Linked DNA regions of Mus musculus: regions 1 and 3 are each linked to region 2. A link is a contact called in ENCODE Hi-C or POLR2A ChIA-PET data. All regions are on one chromosome and are shown on one strand. Each heading gives the region's core, a stretch centred on a gene start or an enhancer-like site at or near the end of the contact. The rest is flanking DNA. Distances are from core to core; before and after follow the strand shown. Region 1 overlaps Myh9 (myosin, heavy polypeptide 9, non-muscle). Region 2 holds the start of Myh9 (myosin, heavy polypeptide 9, non-muscle). Region 3 has its middle 41 kb from the start of Txn2.

The links. Hi-C counts contacts between places; a loop is a spot of excess contacts on that map. ChIA-PET counts read pairs that join two places held with the same protein, here RNA polymerase II (POLR2A).
Region 1: a loop to region 2 is called in a map of heart, with 5 times the contacts of the local background. The contact joins the enhancer-like site here to the promoter of Myh9 in region 2. A Hi-C loop is called at or near these places in 21 of 37 maps with a recorded cell type or tissue (CH12.LX, T-helper 1 cell, T-helper 17 cell and 7 more). POLR2A ChIA-PET finds 5 or more read pairs at or near these places in 4 of 5 experiments (Patski and embryonic stem cell).
Region 3: a loop to region 2 is called in a map of left cerebral cortex, with 1.8 times the contacts of the local background. The contact joins the enhancer-like site here to the promoter of Myh9 in region 2. A Hi-C loop is called at or near these places in 4 of 37 maps with a recorded cell type or tissue (Patski, gastrocnemius, left cerebral cortex and 1 more). POLR2A ChIA-PET finds 5 or more read pairs at or near these places in 4 of 5 experiments (Patski and embryonic stem cell).

The regions. Positions count from the first base shown.
Region 1 is chr15:77,795,472-77,799,481 of GRCm38, reverse strand. Myh9 (myosin, heavy polypeptide 9, non-muscle) reads left to right here. Exons shown (of 41, transcript NM_022410.3): 4 at 2,454-2,481; 5 at 3,428-3,521. Among named protein-coding and RNA genes, the nearest start is that of Apol8, 42 kb to the right of the region's middle. RefSeq lists an enhancer at 1-1,722. Within about 2 kb of position 1,385, at least 3 of the 3 ENCODE cell types and tissues checked have a DNase peak (open chromatin) inside an H3K27ac peak, as active enhancers do; they include gastrocnemius, heart and left cerebral cortex, where a contact is called at or near this core.
Region 2 is chr15:77,839,834-77,843,688 of GRCm38, reverse strand. It overlaps Myh9 (myosin, heavy polypeptide 9, non-muscle), which reads left to right and starts at 1,514. Exons shown (of 41, transcript NM_022410.3): 1 at 1,514-1,732. It also overlaps the pseudogene Gm22107.
Region 3 is chr15:77,886,021-77,890,167 of GRCm38, reverse strand. No RefSeq gene overlaps it. Among named protein-coding and RNA genes, the nearest start is that of Txn2, 41 kb to the left of the region's middle. Within about 2 kb of position 2,896, at least 1 of the 3 ENCODE cell types and tissues checked has a DNase peak (open chromatin) inside an H3K27ac peak, as active enhancers do; it is left cerebral cortex, where a contact is called at or near this core.

The DNA.
Region 1 (4,010 bases), core at 136-2,635, 44 kb after region 2:
CCTTACTCAGGTGGAGGAGGAGGCCTCTTGGTAGGGCATCTCTGAAAGCAGTGGCTCAGCAGGGTCTGAGGAAGCAGGTTGGGATTCCTCCGAGCCTGTGTTTGGGCTGCAATGGCAGCGGAGAGGTCAGGTCAAGGGGCAGAGCTAAGGGTCCTAGGTAGGCAGAGGTCTCATGAGTCTGGCTCCGAGCTTTAAGCTTTTGGAGCACATGCAGGCCTGTATGTGTGTGTACATAAGTATATAGCATGCTGTGGATCTATTTACACACAGGAGTCTGTGTAGGTGCTGCTTTGTGCACTGAGTTCCTGCTTGATGTCTGTGCACATATTCTTGTGCACCAGGGCACACACTCTGTGCGTCTGCCTACATGTCTCTGCTTTTGTGCATGTGTGTCCGTGTGGGTTGGCTACCCTGCTTCCTGTTCAGTAGTGAATAATTCTCTGACTCCTCCTCACGTAAAGGAATTCCAGTCATCCAGGGCCTGGGCCTGGACAGCCCTGGGAAACAGTGCCTTCTGAAAGGAATGGAGAATGTTTCCTTTTATGGTAGCACCAGGCACTTTCTGCTCGTGCCTCGCCAGCACAGGCAGGTACATTCTTGCCTGCTCCGGAGCGGTGACTAAACATGCCCGCCTGCAGCCACAGCTGGGGCCGACCACAGGGAGCTGCTGGGGGAGGGCAGGGCCTGGGATGACAGAGATGCTTGCTTCAGCTTCGCGGGCCACACTGCTGTTGGGGAAGAAGGGGTGGAACCAGCTCTCCTCTAGCCTGGCCCCAGCCCCTCCTGCCATCTCACCCAGGCTCTGCTCCACTCTGGCTCAGTCCTTGTCTGGCAGCCTTGAAGAATGCATTTTGGGGAGTGGGGGGACAGGGTGAGGGGAAGGAAGGTTGAGTGCCCCCTTCTCGACTTCTGTCTGAGTAGTTCTCAGGGAGGTGGGGTGGTATTGGTGTGAGTGGGATGATGGGGCTCCCATTCCAAGATGGTTTCCTTTTTTCTTGTTTTTTTTTTTGGTTTTGGTTTGTCAGCTTTATGGTTCACCCTGCCTGGCCTTAGTCCACAGCAAATGGTTCTGCTGCGGCTCCCAAGTGCCTGGCTTGGTGGCTATTTCTTGGGAGATTAGAATGAAGGCTGCAGCTGGGGGCAGAGGCAGCTGCTGCCTGTGTGGGAAGTAAGGCTTCCTGTTCCTGCTTCCTGCATGAGTCCTGATAGAATAGGGATGGCTGTGTGTCCTCAGCACTGTGTGCTGCTGAGATTGGGCCGGCTAGAAAGCTCACCTACAGGAGGGCGGGTGATCTGCCCGGTCAGTCTGCCATTGGACGACTAAGTCTATGTCCCAAGGCCATGCACACAGAAAGCTATGAGTCATTCACCCTTGTCACATGGGGTCCTGAGCCTGTGAGAGAGCAGGAGTGCCAGCATGATGGCCAGTGGCCACCAGTGCCCCTGACCGGTTCTCCTGCTCCCTCATCTCCTCCTTGGGTCACGGCTGCTCTGTCATCGAGATGACAGTGGCCTCCTAGTTTACTGTACTCACAGGGTCAGCACCAGGTTTGTTTTGTGTGTTATATTTATCAAAATAATCATGAAGTAGGGTGGATAGCCAGTGTATGCTGTGCTGTGAAGCGTCACCATCAGGTACCTCACTGCGGTTCTGATGTTGCCAAACTGCCGGGGGCTGGGTCCAACTGCTTTAATTAACTGTACGGTTTGAGGTTGGCGTATTTCCTGGAGCTTGACCATCTTAGCTTAGCTTTCAGAGTGCAGGGAACTGTGGTTGTCCCTCCATGCAAAGGAGAACATTCCTATTTCTTCTTGCTGGATTTGTGAAGCTAGGGTGGCTGTTGGAAGTCCCCGCCACTGGTGCAGAGAGCAGGCTGTCCCAGGTGCATGCCGGAAGCTGCCATTCCTCCGTGGCTCCCTCTGTCCTGTCATCACCGTGCCTTACATGAGCCAAGCACCATGTATGTGGATTCACATGTGTCCCTTTACACGTGCTGCCTCACAACACAGAGAAGTGCATGGGGCTCAGAGAAGGCCACCATCTCTGGTCTTAGACTCTGCGAGGCAGTGGCCCACACTGGGACTGTCCCATTGCAAGCTAGGCCTGCCATGCTGCCTGCTCTGATTTCTGGCCCCTTAAACAGTATTCCTTGCGTAAATGTGGTCAGTGTTGCAGGTGCCTGCCATGGACATTTTTTCCTGATATTCACGGGATGGAGTGGGCAGGGCAGGGGTGTGCAGCCAGAGCTGGGGGCAGGCAGCTGCCTGGGGCTCTGCCATTGTAGGTGTCCCTCATCTGAGGCTGTCCACAGTCAGCCCAGGTTGGAGGCCTGGGAGGGTCCTTTCAGAGAAGCATTTAAGTCTTTTGTTCCTTATCTTGGCAACTCTTGGGATGGGAAGGGAGAGGTGTTTTCCTTCTTATCCAAGGTAACCTGGTGTCCTCTTTGTTGCAGACCGGGAAGATCAGTCCATCCTGTGCACGTAAGTGTTTGTGAGAGGGAGAGGGAGGGAGTGTGTGTGTGTGTGCATGTGCGTGCGTGAGTGTACGCATGTGTGTGTATGTGTGTGTGCACGAGTGTGCGTGTGCGAGTGTACCCATGTGTGTATGTGTGTGTGCGCGCGTACGTGTGGGTGTGTGTATGTGTGTGCATGCGCACCCGCGTGTGTGTGCGCGTGCATGTGTGTGCGCGTGTGCGTGTGTGTGCGCGTGCGTGTAGTGGTGGTGTTTATTGCTCTGATGATTTTGTTTGTGGTGCTGGGTTTGAGCACATTCACCCCTGCTCTTATTCTGTCAAAAGCAGGTTGATAAGCTCACTCCTAGTTCAGGCCCCTCCCCTCCCTGAGACAGGACTCAGAGCTATGCCTGGTGCTCTCAGGGAGCTTTGTGTCACAACCAAGGCCTTTGTCAGCCCTCCTCAAGTACTGAAGTGTGGGTGGGTGGGTGTGACAGCAGAGGAGGAACGCAGGCTCCAGCACGAGCCACCAGTAGGCTTTCCCAGACCCCAGCATGCCTTCTGACTCTGATTTGGTCTGATATGGCTACTTTCCGTCTTACTAAGGAGGTGGGAGTTCATGGAGCAGAAATTGCCTCCCAGAGATGTTTCAAGGGAGCACATATAAGTGTCTTTGGCTCCCAGGTCAACCGCTGCCTCCTTGACGGCTAAACAGTTGGGTCTGGAGGTTGCCAAGTGACCAGGGTGGGCAGTGGATATGAGTCACTTGGCTTTTGTTTGGCTCTGGTGGGCCATGGGAAGCAGACTGAGAGAAGATTCCCGAGTATCACATTCGGTCTGTTGTTCCTTTCTCTTCATGTTGGCTCCCTCATGGGTACCCACGGAAGGGCAGAGCGGTAGACAGTGCTGCTGTGTGGGGTGGACGGTGAGGATGCAGTCACCTCTCAGTGAGGGCTCCTTCCCTCTGTTGGCAGGGGGGAGTCTGGAGCAGGGAAGACAGAGAACACCAAGAAAGTCATCCAGTACCTGGCACATGTGGCCTCCTCACACAAGAGCAAGAAGGACCAGGTGAGTGGCTGGCGCCTTGTCGGGCCTGGGGAAGGGCGGTGAAGGAGGGAGGCCTCATCTTTAAAGGATGCTCTTGGGAACACACAGAGGCCCCCTACTTCCCTAGGTGGCAGCTTAGGGTCTTGGGAGTGGCTGGGTAGCAGCAGGTCCCCAGCCTCCGAATTCTCCAAGTTGCTATGAAAACTGGAGCCATCTCAGGGTTTACACAGCAGAATGCTTGCCATGGCAGCTAATGGCTGCATGCAGAGCCAGCCCAAGACCCCAAGACGTGGCTCTCAAGGTGATGGAGGCCAGAAGGACTTGGGTTGACCTGCCTTCGAACCCCGTATCCTTGTTCTGTTGTGCGAGCCAATGCCTCTGGGTGGACAGTCCTCTCACTGAGAAAGCACAGTTGGAAAGTCGTCTTACTTCCTTTTTTCCCTCTTCCCTTGGTGGATTGTGGTGGAACTCCAGTGCCCTGGCTAGGTGAGATGCACGTTTTACTGCACG
Region 2 (3,855 bases), core at 265-2,764:
GGTTGGAGAAGCGCATGCGTATTCCTGTCAGCACCTGATGAGCTCCACCTCCTCACCGGCTCTAACAATGCTGGGCTTTTTTTTTTTTTTTTTTTTTTCCGAGACAGGGTTTCTCTGTGTAGCTCTAGCTGTCCTGGAACTCACTCTGCAGACCGAACTCAGAAATCTGCCTGCCTCTGCCTCCCGAGTGCTGGGGTTAAAGGCATGGGCCACCACTGCCCGTACATCTCCAGTCTCTTGATGATTAGTTTTAAAAGTAATTATTGGCTTTATATATTTCACACCTTTGAACTGCTTGTCTGTGTAGTTCAGGCTAGTCTTGAACTCCCCCTCCTACCTCAGACCTCTTGAGTTCTGGTATACCACCCACAACCCCTGGATGGTTCAGCCTTTTAAAAATTTTTTAAATTTTTCTTATCAACTGGGAAGCAGTCTTTGCTGTAATGTGGGTAGCAATCACTGGTCATCTGGGCTGCAAAATCTCTTTCTTTCTTTAGCTGCTTTTTGGCTTCAGAATGTAAGTTTTCCCTGAAGTTTATATGGAAGGATCATTTTAACTGTGTTAGCAAGAACATTCCAACAGTTAAGAGCAATGACGAGAAATTTGCCTTCATAAAGCCATTTGAAAGCATTGACGTGCTGCAGGATCGACCACATAGATCAATGGACACAACTCGGAAACGGACAATTTGGGCAGAAAATAATGCGTGGACAAATTCCTGATAGATTAATGGCAAAGTACATTTTTTTAAATGAAAAAAAAAATCCTCTCGTGGTTAGTAACCAAAATAAAACAAATGAAATCTACCCTTAAAATAATTTAGTGACAAATATCTGAGATGTGTGTGAGTTAATTATTCAAAGGTTAAGAGTGGCTTAGACTGCATTCCAGGCAGAGGTACTAGCCAGAGCAAAGGTTCAGAGGTTGGAGGACAGCCGCGAGCAGGCTCCAAAATCGAACTCAGGACGCCCACACGGAATGCAGGGTTGAAGCCATGACCGCCCCCACAGCCATCATAATTATGTAAAATACCACTTTTCCCATATATGGTACTTAATATCTGTTCTCCTGGTAGGACAGGACGAAGGGAAAACACGGTTCGCTGGGCGGAGTGTCAGAGCCTCAGACCTCCCCAGTACGCTCCCTCCGGCCCCGGCGCGGCCCAAGCTGCACACCAGAGCCGGGACCAGGAGCCCAGCGCGCCTGAGCCGCTTGCTTCTGATTGGATGAAATCCGCGTCAATCCTGGTCCTGTAACCTGGCTGTCCATTGGACCCGCCCAACAAGGCGTGGCTCCCGCCTAGGAAGCGCGGGTGGAAGGTGGGGTGGGCGGAGGTGGGGACAGATGGGGAGGATGAATCTCAGCACTCCGGCTTCCATCTCTTGTCTGTTTATAGGCCGAAAATCTGTCAGTTTAGGCCAGACTCCTGTTGGATTGGGCAGTGTGGGGAGAGGGCGGGGACTCTTGGAAGCTCCACCCACGAGCCGGCGGCGAGCTGTAGACCCGCCCTCCTCTTGGAAGGGCGGGGCAGGGAGGGCGGCGCGCACCAGAGCTGGGTGCGGTGAGGCGCGCAGATCACCGCGGTTCCTGGGCAGGGCACGGAAGGCTCAAGAACCTGACCTGCTGCAGCTTCCAGTCTCGCGTTCGCCCCACCCCGCCGCGCCGCCCGAGCGCTCGAGAAAGTCCACTCGGAAGAACCAGCGCCTGTTCCCCGGGCAGACCCAGGTTCAGGTGAGCGAGCTTTGCCGGTATGTCCCGCCCCGGAGCTGCCGAGCGCGCGCGCGCGGCGACAAGACTCGAGTCCTTTGGGGCGGACGGCCCTGTGGTTCTCGGCCTCCGCGTGGCGGGTTTCAGCGCGGTCGGGTGCGACCGGACTCCGCATCCTCACCCGAGGGGTGATAGGCAGCGAGGCCTCGGGGTTAGGGAACCGGGGGACGCAGTCCCCGGCCCTACAGGATGCCCTTCCCGGTCGGGGCACTGGGAGCTCGGCCTGCTCCTGTCGCCTCTGCACTCCCGCCTCCCCGACGGCCAGCTCCGGCAAACTTTTTAACCCCTTCCGGGACGCAGCAGTCCCGGAGATCTCGGCCGAGCCGGCCGGATGCGTTCGTGGGCACGGGGCAGCAGCTCCTTTGTAAGTTTGGCAAAGGGAGGTAACGGGCAGGCGAGGACCGCTTGGCAGCTGTCAGGGCGTCCTCCTGAGTCAGGATCGGTCGGTCCCGCCGCAGACATTGCGCCCGGCACGGTTTCCGCCGTCCGCTGCGGACTTCCTCATTTGTCCGTCAGCCCTTGGGCCGGGAGGGGGCGGGGAGAGGTACTCAGAGTGCGTGGGAAAAGGGGTCCCAGCTGCCGAGGGGCTCAGGGCGCAGGAAAAGAACCCCCCCGTCTGACCTCATTCAACCTTGGATTTCTATTGCCCGAGGTCAGAAGGCCTGGGTCTGCCGGCAGCTGCCCCGTCGCCCGGGCAGGCGTGCACCTGATTTCCACCGCACCTTGGGACGCCACGCCCGGGCCAGTCTCTGGGAGCTGGCCCTGACTTTAAGACCAGGCCGGGCAGCCGCATCTTTTATGTTTGATGAGAGGCGGAGTTTTGAAGACATCCCCCACTTCCTTGCACTAGGGTCTTCACCTCATCCTGTTCTGGAGCCACGCCTAAGGCAGGAGCTGCACCCCGCTCCTCCGGGTCCCCATCTCTCCCAGGCAAACTGAGTCAAGTACCCTCTATGACTTGCTTGCGGGCTGTAGTGAAACTGAAGGCTGGGTGGGCTCGGGCGGGTGCCTAAGGCCCCACCCAGCGGTGTTAGGGAAAAGGTCCCTGGGAAGTCCCAGGTCTTGGAGACCCGGAGGCTGCCTCGGCTGGGCTACAGGGAGGTCCATCGAGTTCTCAGTTCTCTGAGCGGTTTTCTGGATTAGCAAGATTTCAAAGTAACTTGCGTGCTTCCTACAGCAGCACCTATACCAAAATTGGAACGATACAGATTAGCATGGCCTCTGCGTAAGGATGACACGCAAATGCATTGAGTTCCGTATTTTTTAGCCAACGCAGACTGGCCCAAGTATCTCTAAGAGTGGCTCACTCTCAAGCACGACTTAGGAGGTTTCTGCCTCCCAAAGGACTCCCTCCTCTGCTGTATGCCAGCCAGTCAATCTCAGGACCTCCATCTAGAACTCTCAAGCCACTAGGCAGATCTGTAACCCGCCCCGGAGCCCCTCCTAAGCCTTGACCAAGTGAAAATAAAGCTTTTTGAAACAGCAAAAATAAATAAATAAATAAATAAATAAATAAATAAAAGGTAACTTGTTCACAGAAACATTGTAGCCATTTCTGACTCCACTGTCTAGAGTCCAAGCTGATAACTTCACCTGGAGGCCTCCCTCCCTTTCTATTAAGGAGGCAATTTGCTTGAAGCCCCGTGTAGACAATCACTCAATATCAGTCAATTTATATACCAGGTTGTTATAGGTGGGGGTAGGGGGGAAGGGCCTATAGATGTGTAATTGAGCAAATATTTAACCGGGCTTCTGCCAGGGACTTTGCCAGGTGGTGTGTGTGGGGGCGGGGTGGGGTGGGTGTGAATTGAGTAAGACCTGGCCCCTGCTCACCGGCACTCTGAGACAAACCAGTGACTAGTGTGAAGGGGAGATATCAGGAACCCCAGAAAGGTACTGTGAGGCATTGGGCTACCCTGGGAGAGCCTGCTGGCCTCCTGAAGAGACTTGTGTTCTGGGGAAATTTGAAGGCATTAAAGAGTGGAGTGGTAGACTAAGATACAAAGACAGCTTGTGCTGTGTCCCAAACTAGCCACAGACAAAGGACTCAAGGAATTCCTAGGCTCAGGGGGCCACTGCTGTCCAGG
Region 3 (4,147 bases), core at 1,647-4,146, 45 kb before region 2:
TTGGGGCAGGGCCGTGCATGCAGCTGGCAATCTTTTAGAGTGTAATAGCTAATTCACACTCAAATACAAATGACTGATAGTGACTGAGAGTGAGGGTTACCTATTCCTTTTAAGACATGTTCCTGGGAAACAGGAAGGAAGAGAGCTGGTGGTAGGATTTCAGCATCTTGTCAGGGCTGTCCAGGGCAAATGTGAATGTCTGGGGGTGGGGCAGCTGTGGACTTCTCAAGTGTTTGGCCAAATGAGATCATAGAGATGGCAAGACCTGGCTTCTGGAAGCCCTGTGTGGCTTCAGCTCAGAGTTATCAGCCTTATAGGAGGCAGTAAGGGCTATGCAGAGCCCAGAGCTGGGAGTTCAGGGTTTGGGGTCTATCTAGCTCTGCCTTTGCATTTGAAGGGCTGCACCTGACCCTGAGTCTTACATAATTCTCTGTTCCTCTCTGGGTCTGAAGCCTTACCTAGAAGGGTAAGAAGCTGCAGTGGGCATATTGCTGCATGCCTTTAATTCTAGTGCTTGGGAGGCAAAGAGTGAGTTCAAGGCCAGTCTGGTCTACATACCAAGTTCCAGGACAACCTAGATTGTGTGGAGAGATCTAATCTCAAAAAAAAAAAAAAGAAAAGAAAAGAAAGGAAAAGAAAAAAAGGAGAGAAAGAAAGAAGGAAAGAAAGAAAGGAAGGAAGGAAGGAAGGAAGGAAGATAGAAAAAAAGAAAAAGAAAAAGAAAGAAAAGGAAAAAAGATGTGGGAGCTAGGGAAATGGCTCAGTGTCAGCTCTCCCAGAGGTCCTGGGTTTGATTCCTAGAAACCACACTGTGGCCCACACCATCTGTAATATCATCTGATCGGATACCCTCTTCGGTATGCAGGTGTACACGTAGATAGATCACTCATGCACATAAAGTAAAATTTTAAAAAAGATGTGAAGCTTTGTGCTAGCTGGTGCCCTGGTGTCCTGCAGCCCTGCTTGTCTCTCAGACCCAACCCTGAGGTACATCCATTGCAGTTCTGCCGGGATACAGGGCTCTATTTCACCACGTGATCATAAGTGCTCTGCCCCAGTTTCACTTATAGCCGAGAGCTCCAGACTCCACTGTATAGCCAGAGCCCGGGAACCCTACTTTGCTCAGGAGTGCTTTTTCCTCAGGGGAGGCAGACCCTGTTAATTCAAGTCCCAGCCATCACAGAGCCGGCTAGATACTTCAAGAAGACCTCAGTGTGTAGCCGGGCGTGGTGGCACGCGCCTTTAATCCCAGCACTCGGGAGGCAGAGGCAGGTGGATTTCTGAGTTCGAGGCCAGCCTGGTCTACAGAGTGAGTTCTAGGACAGCCAGGGCTACACAGAGAAACCCTGTCTTGAAAAAAGACCTCAGTGTGAACTAGTTAGAGTATCCTTCCGATCAGCCCTTTCTCTCCAGGACCAGGACCACACTACATGTGCCTTCCAGCCTCCTTCCTCCCGCCTCCTTTGTTCATGGTGATCCCTCTACCTGGAGCTCTGTTCTGGGCTCGGCCTATGTGCCGCCCTCTCCAGGAAGCCTTCCCACATCCTCCTCCCAGCTGACAGGGGTGCGGCGAGGGGGTGCACAGCTCCCTGTCTCCTTGGTATAGTGAGCTTCCCTTTCAGACAATGAGGCTGCTGTTGTCATTGCTCCCAGCCCAGAGCCTGGCACACCCAATACGTGGGGATGGGATTCTTTTGACTGTAGTCTGTGGCCAGCAGGAAAGGGGAGATCTGCACATGGCAGACAGCTGGAGGCTAGGGTGGCTGTGACTCACCGCACCCCTGCAGATCATGGGGTGGCTACAGACTGGCTGAGTCAGGAGTCGAGTTGGCCTCCAGGAATTCTGAAAAGGATAAGACAAAACAAAACAAAACAAAACAACCCGCAGGGGTATTTGTAGAATGCAGAGGTTGGGGGAGGGGAGTCGGGTCAGGATAAAGCTGCTTGGCTATTTTATCTATCTATCTATCTATCTATCTATCTATCTATCTATCTATCTATCTATCTATCTATCTATCTATCTATCGCCTGGATGAAGTAAATATTTGCATTCCCATGGTTCAAAATTCAGGAGGTTTGAATGGGAGGTCAAGAGTAGAGCATCCTGCCGGGCGTGGTGGTGCACGCCTTTAACAAAAAACAAACAAAAACCAACCAACCAAACAAAGAGTAGAGCATCCTTCATCCCCTCTGTACCTCAGCCTCAGTCCCTCTTCAGACATAGTCTCTCTCTCTCCTTTCTGACACCAGTGAGCTTGTCATTTACACCATTCCATCATCCTTCATTGTATCCCCAACCCCCCCCAACCCCTCCCCTCCCATATCTTTGAGGGGCTGGAGAGGCTGCTCAGTGGTTAAGAGTCCTGCCTGCTCTCACAGAGGGCCCAGGTTCTGTTTCCAGCACACACACACACACACACACACACACACACACCCGCCATGGTGGCTCACACCACTTGTAACTCACTTGTTTCAGGCCTTCTGATCTCTGAGGACACTAGGCACACATACACACAACACAGACACACACATAGGCACTCACAAATACACATAAAAACAAATATGTATTTGAGAACACTGGTGTTGGGTTTCCTTGGCCTCCAAGGTTATATATGAAACTCACTCCCCAGTGTGTGACCATTGGGACTGATGCCCTATACAAGAGTCTGAGGGGGCAGGCGAGCCCCTGACCCCTTCTGCTGTGTGTGGAGGAACCCTGTGTGCAGAGGAGGCCTTATCAGAGAGTCTGAGGGGGCAGGCAAGCCCCTGACCCCTTCTGCTGTGTGTGGAGGAACCCTGTGTGCAGAGAAGGCCTTATCAGATGCAGAACCTCCTGCAGCCACATCTTACCACCTCCAGGATGGTAACCAGCTTTGGTTTATAAATGACTCAGTCTCAAAGATAGCACTGTGGCAGCCTAAACAGATGGCCAGAGAGTGTGGAACTTACAGAAAGAATGAGTTCTCATTGTGTTCAGGGTTGCCAGATAGAATACAGGGTGGGGACAGGGGCTTCAGCTCAGGGGCAGAGGGCTTGCTTGTCTAACATTGCCAAGGGCCTGGGTTACTTCCTCAGCACCAAGAAATGAATGGATGAGAGAATGAATGAATAAATAAATAAATAAATGTGGATACAGGATGCCCAGTTGCATTTGAATTAAATAAATGTCTGACAAGTAATTTTTTTTTGTATTAATTTCTGTCATGTATGAGTCAGGATAGACTTAACCCCAAGCTGAACCTCAAGTTTAACAGCATCCTGTGGTTTAATTAATCAAATGTTCCTTCCCCCTTTGTGATAGTAAGCCCCTTGCCCCTTCTCCTTTTGGCAGGGAGATGGTGACTTCAGGAAATGAGTGCCTCCATGTGGGAGGGGGACATTCCAAGCCACCTCCTCCTTTTCCTCCTCTTCCTCCTCCTCCTCTTCCTCCTCCTCCTCCTCCTTTCTCCTCCTCCTCCTCCTCCTCCTCCTCCTCCTCCTCCTCCTCCTCCTCCTTTCCCCTCCTCCTAACCCAAAGCTGAACCTCGAGTTTAACAGCTGTTTGGTTGGCTCCTCCTCCTCTGCCTCCTCCTCTTCTCTTGTTTCTTTGAGACAGGGTTCCCCTATGTAGCCCCAGCTGTCCTGGAGCACACCCTGTAGGCCAGATTTGCCCCCAAACTCAGAGATCTGCTTGCCTCTGCCCACCAAATGCTGGGATTAAAGGCCTGTGACACAATGCCCACCATTTTATTTCTTTTTGCATTTTTATATTGCTGATACACGTGTGTATGCGCGTGTGCGAGCATGTATGTGTATGTGTGTGTGTGTGTGTGTGTGTGTGTGTGTGTGTGTGAATGTGCATGCGTGCGTGTGCTCCATGTGTATGTATTCATGCACCTATGGAGTTTCCTGGCCAGGGCTCCTCAGGATGAGGCTGATTTTCAGGACCCTGGGCTAATGATTGGGCATAGTAAATAACAGCAGCCTCGCAGTTTTCCTGGGATGATCTGGCCAGTCTCATTCCCCTGAATTGGACTCTGAGACTTGGCCATAGGCCATTATCATCATTTGCCAGCCAGTTTCCTAGGGAAGTGGTAATGTTGGAATTTTAACCTACACATGCTTAGCTCAGAGCCTTCGAGCTTTTCACCACCCCTGTGGCTCACTG